Regions from separate parts of the Homo sapiens genome. Here region 1 is linked to region 2. Evidence: chromatin loops called from intact Hi-C (ENCODE). Cell type or tissue: GM12878. All regions are shown on one strand. Links, peaks and the distances in the headings refer to the core of each region. The heading gives the core; the rest is flanking DNA.

Evidence for each region. Hi-C counts contacts between places; a loop is a spot of excess contacts. Peaks named below come from ENCODE experiments on the same cell type or tissue, not always from the same donor. Only the 100,000 strongest peaks of a DNase experiment are listed, where the experiment ranks them.
Region 1: a loop joins it to region 2, with 1.8 times the contacts of the local background. A loop is called at or near these places in 2 of 110 quality-filtered maps.

The regions. Positions count from the first base shown.
Region 1 is chr3:179,950,937-179,962,963 of GRCh38, forward strand. The region is part of intron 2 of PEX5L (peroxisomal biogenesis factor 5 like); the gene reads right to left. It overlaps LOC124909463 (a long non-coding RNA gene), which reads left to right and starts at 5,802. Exons shown (of 2, transcript XR_007096182.1): 1 at 5,802-5,924. RefSeq lists a silencer at 10,978-11,027. In GM12878, for the core only: no CTCF peak of the experiment used is centred there; DNase peaks (open chromatin) are centred at 5,755 and 6,594; H3K4me3 peaks cover 819 bases; H3K27ac peaks cover 1,943 bases.
Region 2 is chr3:180,031,314-180,043,340 of GRCh38, forward strand. PEX5L (peroxisomal biogenesis factor 5 like) reads right to left here and starts at 5,624. Exons shown (of 15, transcript NM_016559.3): 1 at 5,266-5,624. The coding sequence starts at 5,286. RefSeq lists a silencer at 5,690-5,739. In GM12878, for the core only: no CTCF peak of the experiment used is centred there; no DNase peak of the experiment used is centred there; H3K4me3 peaks cover 1,462 bases.

The DNA.
Region 1 (12,027 bases), core at 1,264-9,263, 81 kb before region 2:
CAATGGCAAAGGGTACCAGATTGCACTGAAACAATGAACTCTACAAGATGTAAGTCCTGCTGGCCTTTTCTCACTTTAGAATATGCATAGTCTGTTCTCTTTTGTCAGGGAAATGCTGAAGGCTATTACAACGGAGACTTTGCATATTCCATAAAAAATGTTATTCTTGCTTCCTCTCCCTCCCACCTCAATGAAATAATATCGAGCTTTGTGACTTTATAAGACTGAATTAAGAAAATTCTGAAAAATGGGCGATAGATGCTTATTTTCCTTGGTCACTGACTTTAGAGAAGACAATTATTTTTGTCAGTTTGAGTGTGATCATTAGAGTTGAGATTACTAGCTTTCTACTCCCGTGTCTTTCTTCCTTAGTAACATGGTTTTCAGGTAGATATATTACCATGCAGAATAAATGAGTCTATTTCCTAGGGGAACCCATCTCCAGTAGCCAGTTTTGACTACTTGATTAAATTCTGGGCAATGAAGTATAAGCAAATGGTCTCTATGAAACTTCTACAAAGACTCCTTAAAAAAAAAGAAAAAAAGGAAAAGTAGATTATTTTTTACCTTTCTAGCCCCACCTTTCTTCCTGCTTGCTGCCTCGAACTCAGAGATGATGAATGAGGATTCAGCAGCTATTTTAGAATATGAGGACTAGGTCCTCTTCTAAGGTATAGCAGAGCAAAGAGCTGGAAGAGGCTTGCATTTCTGACCACTTAGGAGATCTTATACCAACCCCACATGATATAATACCAGATTTCCTTTTTGTGAGACAGAAATAAACTGCTGTTTTGTTCAAGCCACTTTGTTTATATATGAATTTTGTAAGTACATAGAGTGTATACTCTCAAAAAGAGGAGCAATGTTCATGCCATGTGGTCCATGGGGAGTGTTCAATGTTGATGATGGAGGTGATGACGATGAAATGAAAGCCAAGAAAACAAAATGGCTTAAATAACTATGTATTTTCTTTATATTTCTCTTCTTTATTTCCACATCCCAGCTCCTTCCAACATATTTCCAATAGTGGAATAGACCTTTATCAATGATAAATTTGTGATAATTTACAATTACAAAGCAATTGTTACAATAGTGACTTTTTCCTCTTAAACTCATGGTCTTTGAATGCAAAAGTAATGCTTGCTTCTGCTACTATACTTTGCTTATATTATAGATTTGCAAGAAAGCTTCTTGGATCTAATAAGGCAGATTTCCAAAGCAAAGGTAGCCTTGTTTAGCTGCATTTAATCCGGATTCTGTAATATCAAACAATCTGGCATAACAACAGACGAAAGGCATACTCTTGTCTCTTTAGGAAACAATATACCCACTGAATTTTATTTCTATTCTAGCTTTGTTTCAAATGTCGAGAAAGAAATATTTTTGGATTTTTTTTTTAAAACTGTATATTTCAGAAAGGGTCTACCGCCTTTGCTAATACTCTGTACCTGTAGCAGAAAGAAAAGGTCGGGGGGTGTGGGAAGAAGGGAAAGATGTGTATATAGCAGAATGACAATGAGACTGTTGAGGATAGTTAACAATTTGTAAGTTCATCTAATCACTTACTTTTCAATGACCCTTTTGAAAACAGCATACATCGTATCTATTCAACAATGATCTCCTCTTTAGGGAGAACCATAAACTACTGCTCAAGGAAATAAGAGAGGACATAAACAAATAGAAAAACATTCCATGCTCATGGATAGGAAAAATCAATATTGTGAAAATGGCCATACTGCCCAAAGTAATTTATAGATTCAATGCTATCCCCATCAAGCTATCATTGACTTTCTTCACAGAATTAGAAAAAACTACTTTAAATTTCATATGGAACAAAAAAAGAGCCCGTATAGCCAAGACAATTCTAAGCAAAAAGAAGAAAGCTGGAGGCATCACGCTACCTGACTTCAAATTATGCTACAGGGCTACAGTAGCCAAAACAGCATGGTACCGGTACCAAAACAGATATATAGACCAATGGAACAGAACAGAGGCCTCAGAAATAATGCCACACATCTACAACCATCTGATCTTTGACAAACCTGACAAAAACAAGCAATGGGGAAAGGATTCCCTATTTAATAAATGGTGTTGAGAAAACTGGCTAGCCATATGCAGAAAACTGAAACTGAACCCCTTCCTTACCCCTTATACAAAAATCAACTCAAGATGGATTAAAGACTTAAACATAAGACTGAAAACCCTAAAAACCCTAGAAGAAAACCAAGGCAATACCATTCGGGACATAGGCATGGGCAAAGACTTCATGACTAAAACACCAAAAGCAATGGCAACAAAAGCCACAATTGACAAATGGGATCTAATTAAACTAAAGAGCTTCTGCACATCAAAAGAAACTATCATCAGAGTGAACAAGCAACCTACAGAATGGGAGAACATTTTTGCAATCTATCCATCTGACGAAGGGCTAATATCCAGAATCTACAAGGAACTTAAACAAATTTACAAGAAAAAAACAACCCATCAAAAAGTGGGCGAAGGATATGAACAGACACTTCTCAAAAGTTTTTTTTTAATTTAAAGATTCTGCTGCTGATACCATTCAAATCTATTGCATGCAGGTGTAACCAAGGAGGTTTACATTGTTCAGTAAAAAATCTTGATCAATTTAACATTAAAAGATTTCATTTTGTTTTGAGAAGCAGGAGGGCTGTATCATTCATAAGTGCCTTTAAGTTGGTTTCCATGATGCTGTAGGGAACATCTCTAAATGATCCATCGTCAGTGATGGAAAGACTGTTAAGTCTGGGGCCTCACTATGACTCAGGATGGAAATGGAGTAGTGATGTTAGATAAGCTAACCCACCAAAAGCAAAGGTGCAAACAGCCTCGCCGATGGATGAAATAGGAGGCTCAAAGGTTGACATGCAGTAAATCATAATGGAAGGAGTGAAAGAGCTGAAAAGGGAAATGATGACCAACTGAAATGAATACAGTGAGAAAGAAAATGCTTAGCAACTAATGAAGCTAAAAGTTAGCAAGGTATTATAAATATCCCCAAAGGCAAACTATTTTGCTTCCTTTTATCTACTTGAGTCTTCTAGAAAGATTATAATTTTAACCTTGTGTCTCTCAATGTCGTTAATTCTATAAATCTAAGGAGGGATGTGAGGCATGGTTTCATCTGGCTACAGGAAATTGCAGCTTCTTAAGGTCCAGAGATTTCTTTTTTTTTCTTTTGTACCTGCCTTGGATACATTTACTATTTAAGTTCCACAAGAACAAGCCCAGAAATTAACCATTAGTCGGGGGGGGGGGAAAAAGTCAGCCATGAGTAAAAGGGCTTCAGCACTCTCAGAATGGGAGAAAAGCCTGGTGAAATAAGCCATTTGATTTTTCTAGTACAATGTATCTTCAGGCCAATTATGAGTAAAATACAGACATATTTGTGTGCAAACTAGGAAACAGAACAAAACAGTCTTTATTTTCATGTGTTCTTATGTTCCAAGAGAACCCTCTGCTTGCCCTATTCCGTGATTCAGTACTGGGCTTCTTCCAAAGAATCACCACAGAAGAACTGGCAAGTGGCAGCAGGTGACCGGCAGGGGATTTCTGGGACCTTTTTTTTGTTTGTTTGTTAATGTAAAGAAGTCCCTTTTATTTAAACTCCTAGTGGGTACTAGGCATTGTGCAGTAACTACTGATTGTATCTGTAAATTCAAGAAAATGCAATGCAGTTTCGTTTTCTTGATGGCTGGTGGGAAGGTGATTGACAGAGGTGGAGCGCGGGCTTTGGAGGCAGACAGACCTGATTTCAATTCTATGTTTGCTGCTTGACTAGCTATGTGACTCTTTTCGGGTTTCTCAGCCCTTCTAAGCTTTGTTTTATTTTTTTTTTATTTTCATCATTCTGAAAAACTGTCATAATTATACCTCTCAGGATGCTGTCTGGCACATAGTAGGTGCTCAACAACGTGAATTCCCTTTGTTCTTCCCTCCCCCTTACCCCACTTACAAAGTGACTAAATTGGACAGTTAGGGCATAAAGTATGACCCATTCAACTCTTCAGTCTCATCTACAGTGTCTATATTTGTGTTTTAAATGACCTCTGCACAAGCTGATTCACCAAAATTTCTCTTCACTCCCCCTTTCCCTAACTCCTGTCCTATAATGTGGCTTCCCCAAGAACTTTAAATCTGACACATATATTTATTTTATTTTTTTTAGATAATTTCTTCTTCCTGATAGGCTGGAAGTTCTGAGGAAGCTAGAGGCAGGCCTTCCTCATGTCACAGAAGCATGTTTCTAAATAAGGAAGAATAATAAGAACTAATTTGTGGTTACTAACCTTTGGTACAAGTACAGCCTGAAATAATTGTTCCAAAGACAGTTTGTTGATAGAGGGCCTAATTCCCTTCAAAACTATACAGGGTGGTTCTAAATGTCAACTTACTTCGTGAGAGAAAGTTCTCGTTTTCTTTGGCACCTTGCTGAAGCTAATTGGGTTTCTTTGTGTTTTGAGCGATGTTATGTGACTTTTTTTTTTTTGCTGAAGACTCACTATGAGTTCTGCTATGCTCTTTTTTTTTTTTTTTTTTTTCAAAAAGAAGGCACAGGTGTTAACGAAATTCATCTGGGAAGTGTTTTTCTAGTCTTCGGGGACAAATATGTTTTCATGTGGGCTATGTAATTTCTTGACTGCTAAATAAAGTCTGGGAGCCTCAGCATGATTTTTGCTGTTCTAGGAAAAATATTGTGTTCATTTCAGAAAAATAGAATCTATAGTGATTAAAGTACCATTATTTCTTTAGAACTACGTATTATAATATAATCTTTTGGGGCAGTTGAAAAACATAAATATGAGTATTCACTTTTTTCTTATTACGATTAGAAAGTTATCTAAATAATCACTCAAAAAACCCAATGTAATTAATTTGATGAGTTATAAATTCATAAAATCATGCCATACTTTACCCCCTCCCAAAGTACTACCGATGTAAAAGTAATCATTATGGATGTGTTCATTTTTCTACAGGGGATTTAATTTTTAAATTGCTCTTAAACACAAGAAAGTGATTCATAACCCTAGGGCATTAGTGGCTTCCTTACAGACGATACCATCTTGGATTTATTCACAGGAAGTAATCCTCTCGAGTGGCTCAAATGATTATTTTTATAGTTTTCCTTAAGAAATTCTCCCAGAATTCTTGGGAGATAGAAGTAGGGAAACTATTATCATTTTGCTGATAGGGAAGTCAAGGCTTAGAGATGTGTTCAAGGTCAAATAGAAAGTCATTGGCAGTGTCAGGAACTTGAATTTTAGCACCCTCACTTGTATTTCAGCTCTGCCTTATAGATCTTAATAACTTTCTGTACCTTTGGTTCTTTATCAGTTTAAGAGTTTTGCATTTTGGAGCCCTAGGAAAAATGGTAAAATCTAGAATGCTTATAAAATAATACATTCTAAAACGAATTCACGATTATTTCTTTTCATCACTGCCTTTCAATATGAAGCAGTCTTAGGTCTGAATTCTATATCCCCTTTAGTGGTAACCACTTCATACAAGTTGCTTAGACTTCAATATGGGTTTCTAGAGTGTATTTTTTGGGCATAAGAATACCCTAGTGGATATATATATCTGTGTCCTCAATGAATGAGGTACCAAAGTAAATTATCTCCTAAGTTTCATGTGGCTGTAAAAATATTTAGTTAGTTTCTTTTCTCAGCTAACTTAAAAATTCATGCAAACTGAATTTATGCAAATCCGTGTTTGTGGTTTGGCTGTGGTCAGCCTCAGGAAACAGAAATGCTGTATAACTGCCACATAGAATATAGTTTAAACCTGAGGTTTTACGGAGCGACGCAACATGCACGGTGCCATCTCCAGTGATGCTTAACGGTGCATCCGGGATATGAAAAGATGACACTGCAAATTCCCACAAACATCATGCAGAATTCACGGTAAGTCAGTACGTATATGTCTAATCATAGTAATGTACATGATTTTTTTTTGCAATCCCTTCTTTTCCTCTTTAATTTGATAACTTGCATCTTAAAAGATGAGTAAGGTTTGAATGGTCACTGCATGAGCCAGTGAAAATCCTGGAAAAAAATTGCCTAAGGATCACCTTGATTCAATATAAGGAAACCACTAAAATGACATTTATAAAACTATGTAGCAATGTGGAAAAATGAGCGTAACATAATGTTACATAAAGAAGCAGGTACAAAATTGAATGCACACCGACTGCGACTATAAAAAAATTAAAATTATCTTGCAATTATGCAAAAGTGAGAGTATGCAAAATGAAGAGTTCTCAGGACCATGGGTGATACTTTCTCTCTTGTCCAAAATTTCTGGAGAAAGGTTTCATATATACATCATAAGCATAATGTAGCTGGGGAGAAGGGCCCCAAGGGTGATTGCCAGTAGTCTAGCATTAACAGGTAAGGCTCAGGGAGGAAGGCTGGGGCGCTGCTTTTGGGAGGATCACAGAAGGAATCACAAGGAGCTGGGAGGGGCAGAGTCATGTCAGGTGAAAGTCTAAAGGGGTGGCTAAATATCAGCTCTCAGACCACTTCTGTAGATGGGCATGCAGTGACACTGGACATGTGCCAACAACTTGGGATAAACTAGCTCTACTAAACAGATCAGCAGGAACTTCAGCCTGAGAAGAAAGGTCAGCTCCTGTAGGGCAGCTGGTGGAGTGACATTTTCAGAGCACAGAAATATACTCCCATAACAGAAAGCTGCTCAACAAATACTGAAGTGACAGGCTTTCTGGTTTTGTGCCAGGTGTAGAATTTTTCAAATGTGGTGGGTACAGAGGTAATTCTAATGCAAAGTAAGGATTTAATTTATCATACGTAGCACCTCAGACACAAGCACTTGAAACATATGTAGCAACCTCAATGCAATACATGGTTGTTATTGGTTATATTACAGGGCCATCTGGTCACCTGGTCCTGGCCATTCAGTATTGTGTACTGCCCCAGTGGCCTCAGAATGGGCACGTATTTAAGGATTAGGCATCTGCTCTTTTTTGCAGCTTTGCTTTTGATTATGCATGTTTATGGCTATGTAGCCACACATTCTCCTTTTCTCTATTTCTTCTCTCTCTCCCTCTCACACACATACACACACACATGCACACATATATACATACACACTCTCAAGAATACTTTTTTTTGGGAAGGAAAAAATATATTTTCCAGTTTCCCCATCTTAATGTATTTATGCTCTTCTTTATCATATATGGCATATCTTTCCTTTAAAAATAGGAAGGCTTTTTCAGATTTTACCATCTTATGTTATTTCCTAACAGTCAAAATTGCAAGAAATTTCCTTAATAAGTGAGGGAGGTATGATGAAAGGAAGTTTTTAAACGTGAACTCACTTGACCCAGCACTGCCATGTACTGCCGCACAGGCTGTGTAGAGAGCATAGCCTTCTGGGGTTGTGCAACACAGCAGCCCTGTGTAAAATTCCCTTTGCCCCATTGTGTATTGTAAAATGGGTATGATAGTAACCTACATGGTGAAGTTGTTGGGAGGATTAAATGAGTAATATACAAAAAGTCTTTGGAACAGAGTGTAGCACATACTAAATGCTGTGTAAGTGTGTCTTGTTATCATTAGTCTTTTAATAAACGTGGTGTAAGACCAGAAGAGCTTAAGACAAATATCGGGTTAACAAGTTTCACCTCTTGGTCTCCCTCATTTATGCTTTCTTTTTGTTACAATTTGTTTTACAGGACTGATTACTGAGTAGGTTCGCTTTAATGACGAGGCAGGAAAGGAATATTTGCAAGGTTAGGGACATTCAGATAAAGGATTTAAGATACTTAACTTGTCTTTATTCTTTTTTGTAGGCCTAGAAAATCAAAATAAAAAATTAATGTCTTTATCAAAGTATAAATGATCCTTTCCTGACACCAAAAATTGGAATAACATAAACCAATGCTTCCTAGGAGCCACAGTGTGTACAGGATTCTTCTGCAGGGCTTGTTAAAACAGATTCCTGAGGCTGAGGCAGGAGAATGGCGTGAACCCTAGAGGCGGAGCTTACAGTGAGCCGAGATCGCGCTGCTGCATTCCAGCCTGGACGACAGAGCGAGACTCCATCTCAAAAAACAAAACAAAACAAACAAAAACAAAACCGAAAAAAAAAAAATAAAAAAAACCAGATTCCTGGGCCCCACCTCCAGAGTCTGAAGCTCAGAGTATAAATTTCTAGCAAGCGCCAGGTGATGCTGATGCTGTGGTCCATGAACCAACCACTCTTTGAGTAGACAGGTTCTAAAAAACATCTTTGGTAATTGTTCCCAAAGCCCACGTCTCCTCCTGGGAACACGTGGAGCACTGGAAAACCTTGTAACTTTTTCTGGACTATGATTAGGGAAGGAGGAAATAACGCACATCTTAGTTCTTAGAGTTCTGAGGCTCCCAAATGCTCCTGGGAGCCCTTGGTTCCAACTACTGCAGCACGGGCACTGTAACTGTCTGTTGACTGTAAGTCCAACCATACCGGCTTCTTAAAGGCCGTGACTATGGTTATGTTATCTCTGTGTTCCAGCACCTAGCAAACACCTACCAAAAAATTAGGCTGTAAATAAGTTTGTGTAAAATAAGTAAAATAGATTAAATCATTTCCATCAAAATAATGTATTTTTTCTTTTTTTTGAGATGGGAAATAATGTATTTTTTTCAAAAGCAGCATTCTATCTTCCTCCTGAAGTTATTTCATAATAAAGAAAATGAAAAATTATATTTTTTCATATAGCTTCTCTCAGGATCAGTATCAAAAAAATATGATTCCCTATTTAGTTCTCTCACCCCGAACACTGAGGCTAAATGTCACCAGCATTCCCTGACCTGGCTCTGCTGTTTCTCCACTGTTCCTTCTCACTCACCACATGGGAAGAACCACTGTGGCAGCAGAGCAGAATAAGGACAAATTATTTTTTAGAACTATAGCAGGTATTACTGTACTCAGTGTAACTATGTGTTTTCCTCCAAAACTATGCCTAGAATATATATAGCAAAATTGTTTACATAATAAATTTCTCCAAGTAATAGAGTCTCAGATTTTTCTGTTTCTCCATTTTCTGCCTCTTCTTTTCAAGAGCAGGCTTTATGTTTTGCTTATTTTTTTTCTCATTTCTCCCTTATATTTGTAAAGCTGAAGAAGTCTGTCCATCTACAGAACCTAGGGGGACTTGCTCTTTCCCTCTTTGTTCTCTTACCATTTGGATTCTCCAAGGGGCCAGCCTTGGTCAGAACTATGAGGAGGTCTCCTTCCTTGCAATCTATATCCTCTACTTCTAGCAGATATGCCAAAATATTTGTGATATATGTTATATTCTTACACATAGGCAGAAGGAAGAGCAAGAGCAAAGTGTGAAGGGAGGAAGAACATCAAACACTCGATGCTTCAAGGTGTTCAGTATGAATGGGGCATGAAGTTGAGGGGGCATTAGATAAGCACAATGAGGTAGTTAGGGGCTGGATGACAATGGACAGCCTGCAAGCCCAGTGGAGGAGTTTGCATTTTATTTGGGAGACAGTGGGAAACATTAGTTCTCACTATGTATTGGGTGCTCACCAGTAAGCTAAGCAGTGTTGGGGTCCATGGGGTATTGCTACTGTTGTTCATAAAAGTCCTGATCCAAGGGTATGATTTTAACTCAAGTTCCTTGGAGTCTGGATGCAAAATTAAAATGGCTCATTCATCTAGACAAAAACAAGTTGCTTCCTTTTTTAAAAAATGCAAAGTTTACAAGGTTTTACATTTTTAGCTTAAAAATTTAACAATATCTAACCTGTTTATGAGCTCAATATGTTTTATCTTGTAGTAAATGATTTGATTAATGAAATCCATCAACTTATGCAACATAGCTCATTTTTTTCAGGGACTACTCCAATAGTTCATAAAATTTCATGTGTCAATTTTGGGGACACATTTAAAGTTTAAAGAGAGAAGCTGAGAATGCAGGGAAGTGATAACTGAACAACCCTTGACTGGAAGAAAACAACTTCTATGCTTAGTGTTTTTCTACAACAAAATTAGTTAATTATTCACAAATTATACAAATGAGATAATTTTGTTAGAAAACAAAGTGATGAATGAATGTTTTTTCTATTCAGAACATCCAGCACAAAGCCTGGATGGTACATTCTCTCACCATTTCCATTTCTTTAATAAGTTACTTATTCATATATTTCAAGAATGAGATCATTTGGCCAAAAAATACGATGAGGAATAAATAACAATTGTATTGAATGATCACTTGTGTATGTGTATGTGTGTGTGTGTGTGTGTGTGTGTGTGTTTCCTAGATCACAAGACAGGAAGGAAGTGGTACCCATTTCAACTGGGGGTAAACCATGTGAAAAATTAAACCAAAAATGGAAATGACAGAATTCTAGAGTTGTTTTGGAGAAAAGGAAGAAAGCAATGGAGCATAAAAAAAAAAACAGGTTTGCAAGAACTGCATTTCTGTCAAACCTTATATATGCAGTGTCAGAATAAGAGACACGTTCCAGAGGCAGGGATCAGAGAGTGGTGCTGAGCAGAGAAGAAAAGACATGCACTGTAAAGTCTGGATGGAGAGAAGTAAAAGCGCAACCACAGAATGACAAGGTCGGGGCAATGGCAGAGCGTGGGCATCTCAGTCCAAAGTCGAAGAGAAAAAGGGAACTTTACTCTGTAAACTCTCCCTGTTGTTTAAATATGAAAATAAGAAAAATATTTTGTATGGTCTTCCTGATCCTTTGTCATTTTTATTATAAGTGATAAAATTGAATTTATAACATAAATCATTGAGGGACAAATATTTCCACTCACAACTGGTTTTCAAAGCCCTTCTGACAATAGACGCTGATTCAATCAGTAATCACCGAGTTCACCTGCATGGTTCATTAGACAAAAGCACTGGCAGCTGACTTCAAAACGGATGGGCCTGAAAGCTGAACTGTCGATACGGTTCACAATCACCATGGCCAGTTGAGGGGGAGATGATAAACTGAACCAGGTGGAGAGGCCCTGAGAGATGAGCTGTAGAAAAACCATCTGTGTCAACAGGGAGGAAACACTTTGTTAATCCCAGAGTAGTTTAGGAGATTTCAAAGTTTACTTTAAAAATCTTTAATATCTATACCCTGATGGATACTGGGAAGATGTCACAAAGTTTGTGAGAACCATTTTATGAAGAGTTAGGAGGTATCTAATATAAACATCTTTTTATAAAAATCTATCAGACAAATAGACTTTTAGCTGTGCACTTGAAATACACACTTTTCTCAAATGACTATTCTGGTTTGATTACTATGCTTATCTTACCAACATGGGACATTTGGAAGAAAGGAGAGGAAGTATCATAATTTAGAAAGGCAGTTACAGGAGTGGCTGAATGAACTCAAGACTAGAGGCTGCAGATCCCAAGTTCAAATATTGCCTGTGATGTGAAGTAACCTGGTGAACCCAGTCAAGTTACCTTTTTACTCCAAGACTTGCTTAACTTATTTTGATTATAACAAGTAATATGATTAAGCTTCTTAGAACAATATCTTTTCATCAAAGTTTATCTATACACCTAAGTTGTTCCTTAAGTGCTATCACCATAATCATACACACTCCTTCCCCTATTAAGGTGACTAGAAATGGGTTCCATGGGATGGAATTTTTAATTTTTTAATCCACTGGATTAGATTATCTTCTGAAATTCCTTCCAGATCTAATATTTACAGTTCTTATTTTGATCAGATGAACCTACTTAAAAATCAACAGCAAAAATAAATAAGTACGGCAACACTCCTTCCACAATAAAAGGCTGAATAGGTTTCTTTTCAATTTCTCTACCAAATGGCTGAGTCTAATTTTAAGTACTACTGTCTCTGACTGTTACTTTCATATATAACATCATTTTTACACTCAACCTGTCAGCTCATGTCATTTCAATTATGCATTTGTTTTCTCACTGACTAAACATTGTGCCAGCACTTCTCCCTATTAGATTAAAAAGAAAGAAAACATGGGCTATTTGAAAATGACTTAACAGCAATA
Region 2 (12,027 bases), core at 1,677-9,676:
TATCCCTACTAAAGGGGATGGTATAGGTGAGGTGAGGTAGAAGTGGATGAGGTGGGGGGTAAGGAAAAGGTCACTGAAAGAAACATAACCCCCACTTCATAGCACTCTGGCCTTGGATTCATGCAATAGTTCAAGATGATTTGTGTTTTATATGTTCTGAATTATAAAAAGGTGAAAAATGTTTCAGGAACTTGGTTACTAGTTTTCTCTGTCAGCATATTTGAAATTATATTTTTAGATGTCCCAAACATTCAGATTGGATTTAGGTTTCTTAATAAGGACACACTAGGCTGGAGTTTACCTTTACATTTAGCGTTAGAATTGCACACTGGTTATCCTATAAATGTATCAAGAAGGTAATTTTAAAATATAAAACCTTTTAACAGCTTTAGCTTATGTTGGAAACATGTGATCTCAATGAAAAGTGTAAAAAAGCAGCCTGCCAGATGTTTTGACTACATGGTGTATCACATCTTAATGTTTCCAGGATTGGCAGTGGTAATACTAGAGATTCAAAATTGTAGAGTTAACAAGTTGTGTTTTAACCTTTTCTTATTCTTTACTTTAAAAAATGTTTTATAATAAAAACATTTATATGATGAAATTTTTACTTTCAAACACATGTTTTTAGGAGGAATATTTATAAACCACAAATAAAATCTACAAAGACTATATTGTGTTTCTTATAGTAAGTATATAAACTATTGGCCAGTATGGCTGGGGAATGAGATTTTCAGATTAATCAAGTATTCTGCTAATGCATACCACAACTATTATAACTTTCAAGTGTTAAAAGCTCAACACTACATCCATACCAAACATGATTTGCATGTGAATATACAGGAAGACACTTCAGAATCTTGCTGGAGCTTGTGTCATAATTTTGATCAACAGCTTAAATGTACATGAATTTGCTTCAACAGAGTTCTAGTTAATATTTCATCATACTTATGCTCATCATTACCTATAAGATGACATTTGAGGAAGAAGACCAGGTGCCACTTGAACTGAGATAACAAAGGGGGAGAGGAAGGCAGCAGCAACCACTGACCAAAACAACACAACAAACCCCAGCACTGCTCACTCTCCTGAAAATGCCACCCCCGTTCCAACTCTAAACTAATCTCAAAGACTCGCCTCTGAAAATGTGTGTATGTGTGTGCGTGCAGGTGGTTTATTGCTATTAGTCATATCTTTGCTAGCAGTTAATGCCTTAGCAAAGGGTTAAGAAAGAAAGAACACAGGATGGAAAAGGGTGAGCCGGGAGCTGCGGTTCATGCCTGTAATCCTAGCACTGTGGGAGGCAAAGGCGCGTGGATCGCTTCAACTCAGGAGTTCAAGACCAGCCTGGACAACATGGTGAAACCCTGTCTCTACAAAAAATACAAAAATTATCTGGGCATGGTGGCATGCACCTGTAGTCCCAGCTACTTGGGAGACTGAGGTGGGAGAATTGCTTGAGCCAGGGAGGCATAGCAAGCAGTGAGCCGAGATTGGGCCACTGCACTCTAGCCTGGGGGACAGAGAAAGACCCTGTCTCAAGAATTAAAAAAGGTGGTACCAGGAGGGAAAAAAGTGGATCTGTTAGAGAGGTGGAAGTACCCATGATAAATATCATCTGCTTTACAGTTTTGCTGAGGGCCTCAATTATGATAACCTACTGTTTAGGGTATTGAAAACAACGTTCTACAGTCTTACCTTCAATTGGTTTCTTATGTATTTTGTTTCTAGTGAACCTAAATAAATCACCAGGGGCGAGATCTAATGTACTAACATAACTTAAATTACCTAAGCTATTCCCCTTTGTAGAGATTTTAAGAAAAATCTTAAGTAAAGTCATATAGAAAAACAAATGCAAAACTCCCCTGGGGGAAAACAAATGGCTACTTTTTGGGCTGTTAATAATCTTACAATTTTTGTCATTTAAATTTTCCTTAGTTTATGTCTTGTGAAGCTAGAGGGTGTGGAATGATTCCCCAGACAGCTTGAATAAGTCAAAAAGTCTGCTTTGAATGCCTAAAATAAAGATCAGTTACAATTACAAATAGATTTTTTGTTTGATTGCCTTCTGAAATAACTTTCTTTTATTAAAAAACCCATTGCTGTGGATTCTTCAATAACAATTCAAAAAATCTTAGTAGAAAATTGAAATTATATTTCTCTGTATTTATACCACCCCAGAAATAAAACAGCTAGGTTAAGAAAACATTGAGAGACATGTAATAATTTCCTCTAACTGGAAATGTTAACTCAAATGCACATAGGCAAATAATCACCTCAGCCCTGAACATACAGAGGTATTGGTGGAATTAAGACCATAGGCCCTCAATGAGCAACAGAGTTTTGTCAGAACCGATGCTAAAGTATATTCAATCATCATCAGTGCCCTTGGTCAAAAGAAAAAAATAAGTAAATCTAAAACAGTCACAAAAGAAGCAACCTTTGCTTCATTTACTGGGGTGACTAACTCCCCTTGGAAATAATTGGTAAGGCAGCTGGATAAAAACATAGCTCCAGGACCCTGCTCCTAAGAAATATACCTGCGGCTTTTACTATGAAACCAAGAAATATCTGTTACTCTATGCTCTATCTGTAATAGATGCCAACTTTTATTTTCTAATGAACTAGCAGAGCAAACCAAATGTGTGTTTTTAAAAGTCTGCGGTTTCTAAAATGAATTCAGATTCTACCATAAACCAGATGAATTAGCCATATGTATGAGAATTAATAGACTTTATCTGCAAAATCATTAAGTTGCAAAAACAAAGGCACCACAGGAGTTTTAAATTAGACTATTTTTAAGTCTTCCTGAGAACACCTGCCCCTACTTCAAACTGCTAATTTACAAAGCACTTTATTTTAAAGTCTCTTGGATACAGAAAAGAGAAGAATTAGAATGCATAGCAAAAGATTGCAAACATTTCTGTTTCACTCTTGTTTTAAGGTATCAGTCAAGTAACATTATGTTTCAAATTAACTCCAAAGCTGGCAGAAATGTTAGTAAATCTGCTTATCCCTGGTCCACTTTACCAAATATGGATTCAGATTTTAATCATACACATTTTGGAGTGTTTGGAATGTGTTTCTTCTTATCTGTGATTAGAGTCAGGTACACACAGGAAGATGATAGTATCTCTGATAAGGAAACGTTATTTTGTCCATAGGCTAAATAATATTCTTTGGGGGAAGAGATATGAGTTTAAAATGTAAGCCAACAAGTATATTATGAATCAATCTGTCATAGGTATTTTTTTGTTGGGGGGAGCAGATGCCCATTCAGATCATCATACTATTGAATAACTACTAAACGTACCTACTAAGGCCTCGGAAGTTTTATGCTTAACATTAATGGTTAATAGTAAGTAGGAAAAAAGTATTATGCTCTGAAATTTTGGTGGATGTATTGATTACAGTCTTTATTTAGTAATGTTTTAATTTAAGCTTGGCAGCAAAGATTTGTGAGTTTTACTGCAAGTCATCATATTTGCTGTTACAGCAGTGCACAAGCAAAAGACATTAAGTTGGGAGAATATGCAGAGTCTTATATTTTGTTTATTCTTTCAAAGTGAAATTAAACCCTCAGACATTGTTCCAGGCAACTCAAGTTTCAATAACATTCTCCTTTGAGATATTGAGAAAATTGAGTTAAAATTGTTTTTGGGTGCATGAATTTACCATATTGTTGCTTCGATTCTTCATTCACAGTAACATATTTTTTAAGCAACAAAACAATACTGTGCAAAGTTTTTGTTAATTTCCCCTTAGTGGTCAATTGTCAATTTTGTGTAAATGAACAATTTTTTGAGGGTTGACTCTATTAAAATCTTCCTGTTTTACCCTTGTGAAGAAACTGTTTAAAAAACAGATAATATATAAAATTGTAAGTATCATTCTTGGGTGAAGATGAAGCATAAAACTATAGTAATAATTCTTTGTTAATTTTTTCAGCAGTCATTATTTGAATTCTTCTATGTTACTTAACTTTTCAATTGGTGTAGCTTTTATAAGAAACATGCAGATCACATTGATCATATATAATATTTAAAAATATACTTCATTCACTACTTTTTGTCTATCAAATGTGATATAATCACATTAATAATTTTCAAAACAGGATGATGTTAGTCATACGGGAAATCTTTTGGAATTCTGGCACTGTATATTGAGAATTCTTATAAAAATTGAGACTATGATGAAATATTGTGTTTTATTTAAAAATGGATTATAGTCCAAAAGAATTTCCCTAAGTTATGGAAATTAAATCTGGGTAGTACTAAGTCATAAATATAACAACATATTTATCTATTTCCAATTGCTCTAAAAGACACAGAAGCAAAATCCTCAGTATTCATAAATGTTATACACCAGGATAAAGGCATCACACATAATGATTGTATTTGACCATCTTTGGAATGGAAAGGAAGCCCAAACATCAAACCTGATGACTAAACCATTTAGGTGCGATAAAGAGTCCAGTTCATACTTTAGAAAGCTGAGTTAGTATTTTATTTTTCTCCCAAAGCATATATCTGCCTTTATAAGAACCAACCAACCGTATGAATGAGAACTGGAGTCAAGGTTAAAGTAATCTTGCCCAAGAGAGTAGAGTGTGTTTGCATCGGAAAGAAGCAGCGGCTCAGCTCAGATGAATATTAATAACAACCGGAGGCAGCACCTCCCCTGAAAAACATTAGAGCTCCTTGGACATGTGTTTGAAATTCATCCTCCCAAGTCATCCTGTGACTATTGGAGTAGATGGCAATGTCCCATAATGTGAAGGGGGAAAATACACTATAAATCGTTTTTTAAATATAACACTTTAAAAAATGAAACGAAAGTGACAGAGTGTTCTAAGTCAAGCAACCTTTTCAGATGGTAAAGGAAAAGCTTTGTCTTTCCTATTATTGTTTGCCCTTCAGTTGACATACATGCTGAGATGCATCAATAGGATTACAACGGAAACACGGTCATCTCTAGGGTTTCCTCTGTTTCGATTCCTTGATCCTGTTTAAAGAAACAGGCTCAGGGAATGCACAGAAAACAAACTTCCCCAATCGAAGTTCTGAGGTCTTCCCTCCCCTTCTCCCACCTTCGGAAACCGGTCTAGTTTTCCCGGCAGCACCGGACAGAAATGTCACGGTCATGTTGCATCACTTCACTTGTTGAGCTGTGCGAAGGCAGCACTTGACCACAGAAACTTGGTGAACCGCCTTGCTCTTAAATTAGCCCCCAAGAATTCTCTCCAGCCCTATAGAAATGTCTTACCTGCATGTGTCCCTGGTACATTCTGCTTCGGTTTCTTCAGGGCTCCCTGAGGCCACCGGATGCTTTTCCCCCGTGCTTACTTGCCCACCAAAAGAGGGGAAAAGGTGGGTGCACAGCGGGTTCTCAGAGGGTGCTCCTGAGCCCCCTGGAGCTCCGGGTACTCGGCCGGCCGGCGGCCACTCGGCAGCGCTGCGGGCTGCCGGGAACTGTTCTCCGCTCGGGGTGCTGAAAGCGGACGCGGGAGAGCGCGCAGAGAAGGCGAGGAGCCGGGTCGGCCAGGCTCTCCTGCAGGCGCGGGTCCTGCTCGCGGGGCGTCTCTAGAACTCACTCCTTCTTCGCCGAACTCTTTCTCGCTTCCTGCCAGGTTGCCTCATGTCTCTCTCTCTCTGAGCTGCGAACCCCCTCCTCCCAGCCCTGACGTGAGCGCCTACACCAGCCGCCGCCGCAGCTGCCGAGCGGGGCGCGCGCCGTTCTCCCAGCCGCGTGCCTGCCGAGAGGCCGCGGGACCGGGCACGCGCGCGCGTTCCCAGGGGCCTGGGAGCGGCCCGAGGGCGGCCCCGGGCGGTGCGCGCTCCCCGAGCGCGTCCTCGGGGCTGCGCGCGCGCGGCGGCAAGGCGAGGTGCCGGCAGGCGGTGGTCGCGCTGGTGTACAACGCCCGCAGCAGCGCGGCGTTCAGGTGCGGCGTCGGCGGGCAGGGCGATTCTAGCGGAGAGGATGGCCGGCCGGAAGAAAGGCGGGAAGACATGCATCGTCTCTCCGGGGGCCATCCACCGCGGCTGAGCCTGTTATCCTACAGACATTATAGGCTGAGTGCAGGGGTTGCCGAAGAGTTTACTTCGGTTCTGATTCAGCTCTCGAAAGTTACGTCCGTATCACCCGTTAAATAAAGACTCCCCGCTCCCCTCATCCCCAGTTCATCGCCGAGCATTCTATTTAAAACGGCAAACCCTAGTCCCTGAGGATCTGGCATGTTTTATTTTTTTCCCTAGCACGTAACATCACCTAACATCCTTTATATTTTCCATATTTATTTTATGTACTGTCTGTCTCTCCCTCTGTACAATGTTATTTCCATGAGATCAGGGACTTTTTTTTAGGGGGGTGGAGTGTTGCACTTGGTTTTGCACGTGTGTGCACAGTAAGGTATTTAGTACTTCCTGACACATGGCAGGCACACAATAAATATTTGCTGAATGAATAGACCTTTACTACTATACACTTACACACACATACACACATATATGAAGAGTGCATTTAAATATGTCTCAAGTTGAGACTGGGTAGTTTGATGTGTCTACACAATAAATGTTCATATATACACACACACCACGGGGTGGTGTATACTGTGATTACCTAATTTTGTTGGTAAAAACATCTCCAATTCTACAGGCCCCTCATATTATGTACAGCATGATATCCCCAAAATATTGCATATAGCATAATATGCTTTTTATAAAGTTTAAAAAATCCCTAGAAATGTCAATGTGTATTCATATATTCATATACAACAATATAAAAAGGAAAGCAGTGGAACAATGAATATAGTGTTCAGAGTGTTGGTGACCCTGGGTGAAGGGAGGCAGGGAAATAGATGGGGAAGCATTTCACTTGAAGTTTAGATGTTAATGTCTTATCTTCTATGCCGGGTAGTGATTCATAGGACACCTAATATCCTATTAAAAATTACTGTGTAACTAAATAAAATAGAACCATGTATGGACTAATGAGGAGAATGTGAAATGAACAAAAGGATGTGAAATGAACCAATTCAATGCATCTGAGGTCCTAAAACAACCAACCAAACAAACACAAAAGGACTAAGACCTGTAAGCAGGAGACATGGATTCCTATTAGATTCCACTAGTAGTTACCCTTGGACAATTTCCTTTTACTACTTTGGACATCAGTTTTTTCATGTCTAAACTCTGTATAAAAAACTTATTTTTTTTACCCTGAAAATAGAGATATGTTCATAAGCACTGTAAACTGTAAAATGTCATCCAGTTCTTATTTTATTGTTCTTTATAGGACAAAGCACAGGACTTGGAGTCAGCAACAAGAGGTGCTAGTTCCATCTCACTACCTCAATGCTCTCTTGGGCAAGTGTACCAACTCTCTATTTCCTCAATTTTGAAATAAGACAAATATCTACCTAGTGTGCTGCACAGAGCTGCTGAGGACTGAATGTATGCAAAGGAAGTTGTAAATTACCAACCATGATATATGAATATGCAAACAGACTTTTTTTTCCCAGTTCAGAAAAGATGAGGACTGATTTTCTGAGACCTCAAGTACTGCAGATTTTAAAATGGTACTAATTATCATATAATACTATCATGTTATATAAAAACTGGGAAAAGTATAGTGCTTTGATTTAAAAGTACTAGAAATCTGTGAAGTAACAATAGGGTCAAAGTTTTCCAATCCATTATATGCTTGTTATTATCTAACGGCAGGTTCAAGGAGCCAACAACCATAAAAGCATTTGGATCAGAATGGCAACTGCCTAGTGTTGAAGCTAGAACTCAATATATTCTCTTCTTAAACCTGAGTCACTGATTTCGTTACTGCCTACATTCTCAAAATCTCAGGAGTGAAAGCTTTCCTTTGTGAAGAATTCCTCTTCACACTTATTCCTTCTGTTAGAAGATAAACTAAGGCACATTAAAATTTTAAAGGGTTTTTTGAGCAAATAGCCATTCATGCATCAGGCAGCAGCAGACCGAAAGCAGTTGGGGACTCTGTCGGAAGTCGTTAAAGGGAAAGATTTTATAGGGTAAATGTGGAAGCAGAGCAAAGAAATTATTTGGTTAAAGAGGAATACTGGATTTATTTGGATCATTCTAATGGAAAGTCCATAGTTAGAGGTTAGTTTGTGGTTTCTGATTGGTTAAGCTTAACTTTCACTTTCCTAGACTATTTCTTAGACTAGGAATGAGATTTGAATTATCTTTATTTTCCTCAGAAACAATGCATGTCTAATAAGCTAGGTCCAGAAAAATATTTTACAAAAGATTTATTTTGTAATTAAATTTGAAGACCCTTGTTACTCAAAACGTGGTGTGTGGACCAGCAACATCAGCATGTCCTGGGAGCTTGTAAGAAATGCAGACTCTTGGGTGCCATTTCTGACCTACTGAATTAGAATATGCGTTTCAACAAGATCCCCAGGTGCTTGTATGCACCATAAAATTTGACCAGCACTGTGGCCTAGAAGGTTTATTTATTCATGTAAATATGTGGCAAAGCTAGCTCTTGCCTTTTGCAGTGATAACACATGAGCAACCTCAGTACCACTAGAGAAGAAGAATGCATATTGCACTCCATTTATAAAATAATCTCACTGTATTTTGAGTGGTCAGTGGACTTGGCATAAAATCATAGCACATTCAGCTTTCTTACAGCAAGAAATGTGCTTAGTACCACTGCAATTTTAATCACTGTAATACAATTAAATAATTGAGAGGTAGCAGTAGAATCTATTTTGTATTGACAAAATTTAATTTTGCTTATTAGTAAGCGAATCCTCCTGCATTTCAAATGGGTATTGAAAATTCAGGATTTATTAAATCTTTGAAAAAACTTAGTAAAAATGATGAGGTTAGTGTTCTTGTGGACTTAAAAATCAGAGATAAGAGTCTTTTGATGATTCAATCATTCTTTCATAATCTGTAGAATTCAAACTCTGGTGCTGAAAGATGGTGCAGGAGAGAACAAAAGTCAAAATAATTGTAGACCAAAATTAAAATGACTAATTGGTATTTGTTGTTCAATCAGAAGGAGGAACATTTTGTTAAAGTTTGCCCACTTACCCTTTTTGTCTCTTCGACACATAGAATGAGATTAGCTGGTGTTTCAGGGCATTTGATCTGGAAAAAATTTGGGAACCCCAGGCTGCCAGGAAGAATTATGAATAATAAGAGTATGTGGACTCTGATGACGAGGAGATGGCAGCAATGTTCTTCCAAATGAACAAACAAGCTGGATGCTTCAGAGCTGGGCCTCCTATTAAACCAATTTAAGAAATTACACTATATTTGTTTACTCTTTAGGACAATGTTTTTTCAGTGATCCAATATTGCTTTTAATATTAAGTGTACTTTCTAGAGTTTCTTATTCCTGGTGAGAAAACATTTGTGAACAAAAATATTTCTTGCTTTTGACTACTCCTTTCTACTGTTGCCACTGCCATCCTAGCCCAGATTCCCTAAACCTCTTATCACTTAAAGCTAGTTTTATCACCTCCGTTCATCTCCTACATCAACCTGTCATATACATCGCAGCCAGATTAATTTTATAAAGGTCAGCATTAATCACAATGCTGCTCAGGTCAGAAATCTTTAGTGGCTTTCCATTGCCCACTAATGTCCCAAAACTTCAGCTTTTTATTCACAGTCATGGAATATCGTTTGCTGCCCAGAGCAACATCCTCTTCTAGTGGCAGGAAGCCTCTTTTCTCAAGGCTCTTTGCTTTGAATAACCATCTCTTCCTCACTCTGGTCCACTTGTGTGGTAGGAAACATTTTACTACCAGGCTTTGGGGTTGCAACATAGCACCCAGGCTGAGCCAACCAGTGCATTCCGTCCCCATTGGTCACAGTTGGAGATGGGCATATTACCCACGTCAGTCAATCAGGGAAATGAACTCAGCTCCAGGACTACTCGGGAGCAGATTGATTCTTCCTCTGGACTGGATGTTCTACTGATGTTAGCTTGGAACTGCCAGAATCCAGCACACCAACTCTGAAAAGAAAACCAACCTGGGGGAATAATAATCCAGGCAGGCTCCAGGAGACAAAATTTGAGCCACTAAATAAACCACACTTAAAAGCTAGTCTAAAGTAATCTTTATTTCAGCTAGTGCCATCTCTTTTCTGGTTTACTGGATTTTTGGTCACTTGCAACCAAAAGAATACTTATGAATACAGTGGCTTTCCATAGACTGACCCTGTCTTTTTTCAGTTCTGTATGTTCTCTACCTTTTGCAATAACCCTGCTTTTTAATTATTCCCCAAAGTCAGCCCAAGTTATACTCATACTCTTGCCTCTTCTTGGAATGTACTCTCTCTCCCCACTCCTCTTGAATAAAAGCTCATTCATTTATCAAATTTGGTTTCCAATTCCATTTCCTTCCTGAAGCCTTTCTTCATCCTCTAACTGAATACTTCTCTTTGCTGGGAACTTCTTTATGATACGCCAAATGACATTTTTTTAAATTATAGTTTTTCTTTTTTTGTTGTTTTGGAGACAAACAACAAACTGCCGTCTATTGTTTAGACGGCAGTGCGGTGGCATGATCATAGTTCACTGTAGCCTCAAACTCCTTGGCTCAAGTGATCTTCCTGCCTCAGCTTCCTGAGTTGCTGAAACTACAGGCATGCACCACCATGCCTGGCTAATTTTTTTAAAAACCTTTTTTGTAGAGTTAGGGTCTTTTTATGTTGCTCAGGGTAGTCTTGAATTCCTGGCCTCAAGGGAGCCTTGTGACTCATCCTCCCAAAGTGCTGGAATTACAGGTGTGAGCCACTACACCAGGCCCCCAAAATTTTTCTTTTGTTTAGTTATTTCTGTGCTTTTTAACTCTCTATTAGACGTAGGCAGATGTAGAGACAAGAACCTTGTTTTATTCCTTTTTATTCTTAAATAACTTATGAATCATGTATGCAGAAATACCGCCCAAGGTAATTTATAGATTCAATGCCATCCCCATCAAGCTACCAATGACTTTCTTCACAGAATTGGAAAAAACTACTTTAAAGTTCATATGGAACCAAAAAAGAGCCCGCATCGCCAAGTCAATCCTAAGTCAAAAGAACAAAGCTGGAGGCATCACACTACCTGACTTCAAACTATACTACAAGGCTACAGTAACCAAAACAGCATGGTACTGGTACCAAAACAGAGATATAGATCAATGGAACAGAACAGAGCCCTCAGAAGTAATGCCACATATCTACAACTATCTGATTTTTGACAAACCTGAGAAAAACAAGCAATGGGGAAAGGATTCCCTATTTAATAAATGGTGCTGGGGAAACTGGCTAGCCATATGTAGAAAGCTGAAACTGGATCCCTTCCTTACACCTTATACAAAAATTAATTCAAGAGGGATTAAAGACTTAAACGTTAGACCTAAAACCATAAATACCCTAGAAGAAAACCTAGGCATTACCATTCAGGACATAGGCATGGGCAAGGACTTCATGTCTAAAACACCAAAAGCAATGGCAACAAAAGCCAAAATTGACAAATGGGATCTCATTAAACTAAAGAGCTTCTGCACAGCAAAAGAAACTACCATCAGAGTGAACAGGCAACCTACAGAATGGGAGAAAATTTTCGCAACCTACTCATCTGACAAAGGGCTAATATCCAGAATCTACAATGAACTCCAACAAATTTACAAGAAAAAAACAAACAACCCCATCAAAAGGTGGGCAAAGGACATGAACAGACACTTCTCAAAAGAAGACATTTATGCAGCCAAAAAACACATGAAAAAATGCTCACCATCACTGGCCATCAGAGAAATGCAAATCCAAACCACAATGAGATACCATCTCACACCAGTTAGAATGGCAATCACTAAAAGGTCAGGAAACAAGAGGTGCTGGAGAGGATGTGGAGAAATAGGAACACTTTTATACTGTTGGTGGGACTACAAACTAGTTCAACCATTGTGGAAGTCAGTGTGGCAATTCCTCAGGGATCTAGAACTAGAAATACCATTTGACCCAGCCATCCCATTACTGGGTATATACC